2 separate regions of the Homo sapiens genome follow, and region 2 is linked to region 1. A link is a loop called in an ENCODE intact Hi-C map of the cell type or tissue named here. Cell type or tissue: GM12878. All regions are shown on one strand. Each heading gives the region's core, and the rest is flanking DNA. Links, peaks and the distances in the headings are about the cores only. Region 1 overlaps LINC02703 (long intergenic non-protein coding RNA 2703). Region 2 has its middle 77 kb from the start of LINC02703.

Region 1 (2,817 bases), core at 250-2,749:
AAAGTGCCACTTTGAACAGAGTAAGGAGGGAATGGGCTTTGTGGGGTCATTTAGTCCATCCCCCTGCCTCCCTAGCCCTCTGAACTATAAAAGCCTTCCCTTTCTCTCAATTAGGAATGAAGCATGCCGGGCCTCATCTCGGACCTGCACACTGCCCCTCATTATGTTCATGATCGGGTGAGGATTCTTGTCTCATGTCTTTCCAAGTCCTTGCAAGGCAGTGTCTCTCTGCTTACAGCATTCTATTCCAGCAGGAAATGGATAAAGAGTGGCCAGAAGGTGAAAAAGAAGAGATGGCCCCCTGAAAGGGACATCCACATTTATTTGAGCACCTACCAGGTACCAGACATTATGCTTGACCATTTTTATCCACAATTTTAGTTAATACTCATGATAACCCAGGAAATATTAATAGATCAATTTCCCCACTTTACAGAAGTAGTCACTAAGACCCAGAGAGAGGAAGGGATTTTCCAACGTTGCCCAGCTGTACGTAGTGCCCACCGTACCCTTCTACCCGTTGTATAGAGTTGAGCAGGTTTTTTAAAGCTCTCTACACCTCAGCTTTTCCATATGTAAAATGAGAGAAATAATAGTAGCAGCCTCACAAGGTTGTTGTTAGAATTAGAATTAGTTAACAGATACAATTCTTAGAAGAATACTTGGTACATCATAAACATCTTGTAAATGTTAGCTGCTATTATTAGTAGTATTAATTATTATTACTTGAGACACAGTCTTGCTCTATTGCCAAGGCTGGAGTGCAGTGGCACAATCATACCTAACTGCAGCCTTGACCTTCCCTGGTCAAGTGATCTTCCCACATCAGCCTCTTGAATAGCTGGGACCACAGGCATATGCCACCACCCCCAGCTAATTTTTTTATTTTTTATAGAGACAGGCTCTCACCATGTTTCCCAAACTGATCCTGAACTCCCAGCCTCAAGTGATCCTCCTGCCTCAGCCTCCCAAAGTGCTGGGATTACAGGTGTAAGCCACGGCACGTAGCTATTATCATTATTTTTAGTCTTTTATTCCTGAATGACAGAGCTTTCTGGGCTTAATAATAATAATTACTATGTATGGAGCACCTTCTATGTTCCAAGCCTGTGCCTGGCACTTTACATTAATTATCTTATTTAATCCTCAATGACTGTATAATGTAGTATTATTATTTCTATGTTTCAAAGAAGTCAATTGAGGTTCAGAGAATTTATAGAACTAAGTAAGCTGCAAGGCTGGATCTCCAAGCCAGCGTCATGTGATTCCCAAGCCCACACTCAGCCACTGCACTGTACCACTCTCCAGAAGAACCTGTGGGCAGGGGTGATCTACTTGGAGATGATCCATCTTTTCTTATTATCACGTGAGGCTTCAAAACCTCCTTCTGTGGCAGAACCTCCCACCCTCCACACCCCCAACATTTTCCAGCTGCAAAAGACATCGAGGGGCAGGGAGGCGGGTTTGCTTCCTCTTCCTTCCCCTCCCCTCTCTTCTTTCTCCTCACTCTCCAGTCCTTCCCTTGCACACTGAGGTAGCCTTGTGGAGCTATAACTGTGTCTTGGTGGGATGTCTCATAACTGAGGCTGCTGGGAGAGAATTTTGGACAGGGGGAACTTTGGAGGGGATTCCCTTTGTGTCTCAGGATGAGAAGTTCAGAGAAACAGCCGGTAGCCATTCATCATGCATGCCTACTCATACATAGGTCAGATATGAGGCAGGGAAAGCCCCATTACTAGAAGGGTTTAAACAGGGACTGTAGAACCATTGGCCAGGATTATGAGAGTAGCATATGCCTACTCATACATAGTTCAGAAATGAGGCAGGGAAAGCCCCGTTACTAGAAGGGTTTAAACAGGGACTGGATAACCATCTGCCAGGGACCTTATAAGGGGGAATTCCCTCTATTCTCTGAGGTTAAAAGAGTTTCCACAGTTTAAGCACATGAGAGGGGAGCTCAGGAGACTTAAAGCCAACTTCTGGAGACTGCTGCAGGGACCACAGTGGGTTCTGAGCAGTAGAAACATGATTCACATTCACATCCAAAGCCCCTACCAGCTATTCCTAGGAAAGCCCAAGCTGAAATGGCATATCGTTTTCCCACAGGTTTCTACTCTTACCCCACACTCTGGTCTTCCTTATGTATCCATTTCATTAGGCCCAAATTCCCCAGAACAGAAAAAGACAGCAGAGAGCTAAGAGCCTTTCTACCTGTCCAGAGCAAATATGTGTTGGATGTGTGTGTGTGTGTGCATGTGCAGAATGTGCTGTAGGGGCAGGATGGTGGCTACTGGTGGCTTTTCCTGGCCTTTCAAACCCCATGACCTGAATGATGTGGCTTCATGGGAGCTGGCCGTGACTCAACTGTGGGCAAAATTCAGCTTCTAAAATTCTGGAAATCCAAAGAGAGTTCTATTGGCTTGTAAGCCAAGGAGTGACCAAAGTACATGAACAACAACGTGTGTGTGTGTGTGTTGGGTTGGGTGTGCAGGGGTTCCTCCTCTTTGGGCCATCATTCAATGCCCAACTCAGCCACATACTTCTCTTAGGACTCTGAGGAGTTTCCCAAAACTCAATGAGCCTTCTTTTATTGAAGCATTGTAGAAATAGTAGTAATAGTAAGTAAAGCAATAATAATAGAACCAATTCCACAAAAATGTGGTAGGACCACGTGGATAGTGAATGCAAAGCACTTGGTGGAAAGAAAACACATGCTGACATGGTTTGGTTCTGTGTCGCCACCCAAATCTCATCTCGAATTGTAATCCCCAAGTGTTGAGGGAGGGAGGTGATTGGATCATGGGGACAGTTTCCCCC
Region 2 (2,817 bases), core at 122-2,621, 71 kb after region 1:
ATATGGATAATACGCCCCACCAGTCAATGCAAAAGACATCATACCTTATCCTTCTTGATACTGTTTAAAAATTGGATATTCCCACACCACCCACATAGATATTTTATACTTACTTTAATAAGTTCAATTTAACTGTGTGTGTGTGTGTGTGTGTGTGTGTGTGTGTATGTGTATGTGTGGATGAATAAGGCATGGCATTAGGGGTACAAAAATGAGAAATACTAAGTCCCTCCCCTCATGGCTCTGGCAGTCTGATAGAGAAAGGGGAAATAGGGAAAGAAAACTAACATTTATTAAACATCTACCACTAACATAAATTAAAGAGACCAGTAGAGGGAAACACAGATAGATCACATATATTTGCTATGATATAAAGAAGAGATTTTTTATAGTTTAATACAACTCAAAATATTAAAAGGACAGAATTTCTGGGCCAGTTGGACTAAATGGGTGGTTTCTCTTGGCTCAGACCAGGAAAAAGAAATCTGATAAGAATTGGTCTTATTACTCTTTTGATGATCACCTTGTTTACCCATCAAGGAGGGTTTGGGAAGGACCCAGGAACTCAGCTTATAGACTTTGGCCATTGACAGTTTCCAAAACCAAGAATATAGAACCCAGAGAGATGGATAATATGGGAGAGTTGTCAATTCATAAAATGCTTTAGCAATACCCAGAGACTCATGGGAGTGAATATTACCATCCTCTACTTGGCATGCAGATACTATAATTTACAACATGAAGTTTACATAAAAGGAATTGTTCTCTCTGATTGGCATTTGGGAGATGGGCCCTGATGATAAGTGCACTCCTTTGCAGGGCTGGCCAATAATATTTCAGTCCCTGGCCTTTTCAAACCACTTTGTCAGAGGCTCTGCAAAGATGCATTGATTTATCTTGTGACAACAATAAAGAATTTGAGATCCTGGCAGGAAAACCAGAGGAGAAATCCAGCAGGGTTTTAAATCCGGGACCAAAACTTGGGAGAGAAATGTGAATTGGTTATGCATCCAGAAGAGATAGTTGAATCCATGGAAGGGTGATTATTCCCTCACTTGGAAGTAAAGGAGGAACAGCAGAAAAGGGAAGACAACTTATAGGAATCTGGATGTTGCGGGAGAAAGAGGATGCAGAGAGGAAACTGGAAATGAGATGTTAATTTCTTAGAAACAAATGAAAAGGAAACCATGGAAGTAAAGAGTTTCACAAAGGAGGGCACAGCAAGTTCAAATGTGGCCAAGACACTATGAGATGGAGAACCGAGAAAAGGCCCTTGAAGCAGGTGGTGAAAGACATCACTGATCATCTCTGTGACAGCAGTTTCACTAACACTAACAACTGTACAGTGTTTTTCAGTTCATGGGGAGAAAACGTCTTCCTCATCTATTAGCTCATCTGATGCTCATAACAAATGTGATGAAGAAAGCGAGGTTCGGATAGTAAGTGGCTGATCCAGAAACTGATCCAGGCCTTCTGATCTCAAATCATATTCTGTTTCTGCTGTGTTACATGGTTGTCTTTCAGAAAAGCACCTTGGGGTTGAAGTTGGACTGTAAGAAAGGTGTGAGGTGCAAGGATGTGGCCAAGGTCAAGGGCAACAAGACTAGAGCATCCACTTTACAAATTTGAGTGAATGGAGGCTGACTAGTAATTTTAGGGACTTTTTTGTTCTAGGATAAAAATACTTATAAATGTTTAGAACCAATAAAAAGCAAAGATTGGTTACCAAGAGAGATGGAGGAAGATCCTAGAAGGGGGAGAAGGGAAATGGGACCAAGAACACATGTGGAGGACTATGTCACAGCAAGACAGAGGGCCTTTGAGGGTGTAAAGGCAGAAGAAACGCTGTGCTGGAGAAAAGAGAACTTGAGGAACACCCTATTGTTGGAGGAAAACACAGTGAGGTCATCTTCTGAAGCTAAGAAGGGGAAGGAAAGCTGCTGTGGGGCATTTTCTTCATGGCCTCCTGACACCCTCCTGGGGTTCGAGAAGTCACGGAGATGACTCAACACAGCACTGCCACTTTTTGTCACTGGCTGTTTTCTTTGGGATAACTATGGTATAATGTAAACAGTACTGGGCTTGGGCACCCAACACTCAGAGTACAGTTTTGTCCCTGAGAGGTCTCGTTGGCTTTATGTCCAGGAACTCCAGCTCCTGGACACTGCATCTGAAAATTGCACTGTTATCTCAAATTCAATGGGACAGAATCCAGCAGAAAATAACAGAATCTTAAGTGCCAGAAAAATTACCTGGTCTAATTCTTGGATTCCCTCTGTAATATACCCTACCAATTGCCCTGCTTGATCATTTCCTGTGACAAGGTACTCACTACTTCTTTAGGCAGCTTGCTCCATTTTTAGACATGTCTAATGGATAAAAAAAAGTCTTCCTTATATTTGTCTTAGTTCTGACCTCTGGGAAACTCAGAATACAGAAATAAATTGGCTAATTTCTGTTCCCCTGGGAGTAGCTGTCAAAGATTTGAAGAGAGCCATCACGTATCCTTACATTTTCTATTCTTCAAGGCAAGCAAACCAAATTCTCCTTATTATTTCTGGGCTTCTCACTATCACATTAATTCTCCCCCATGCTCATCCCAGGATGCCAGTGACTGGTAGGCGTGCCTCTGCTGAGCCCACTTTCTGACTCTACCTTTTCACCTATTCAATTTCTGATCCCCTTGACCAGAGTTCTTTCCTCCGATTCCTCTTCTCTCATTCCCCTCTGAACACTACTGTCAGACTAACCATCCTAAACAAGGTTTGTTACAGGTCACTTCCCTTGTCAGAAAAACTTCAGTGGTTCTCCATTTAC

The links. Hi-C counts contacts between places; a loop is a spot of excess contacts. Peaks named below come from ENCODE experiments on the same cell type or tissue, not always from the same donor. Only the 100,000 strongest peaks of a DNase experiment are listed, where the experiment ranks them.
Region 2: a loop joins it to region 1, with 5 times the contacts of the local background. A loop is called at or near these places in 1 of 110 quality-filtered maps.

Annotation. Positions count from the first base shown.
Region 1 is chr11:115,923,514-115,926,330 of GRCh38, forward strand. It overlaps LINC02703 (long intergenic non-protein coding RNA 2703), which reads left to right. Exons shown (of 7, transcript NR_187258.1): 2 at 115-339. Among named protein-coding and RNA genes, the nearest start is that of LINC02703, 5.3 kb to the left of the region's middle. RefSeq lists an enhancer at 1,505-1,784. In GM12878, for the core only: a CTCF peak has its summit at 1,542; a DNase peak (open chromatin) is centred at 1,788; H3K27ac peaks cover 2,377 bases.
Region 2 is chr11:115,995,065-115,997,881 of GRCh38, forward strand. No RefSeq gene overlaps it. Among named protein-coding and RNA genes, the nearest start is that of LINC02703, 77 kb to the left of the region's middle. RefSeq lists enhancers at 1,164-1,263, 1,787-1,936. In GM12878, for the core only: no CTCF peak of the experiment used is centred there; DNase peaks (open chromatin) are centred at 1,297 and 1,936; H3K27ac peaks cover 2,133 bases.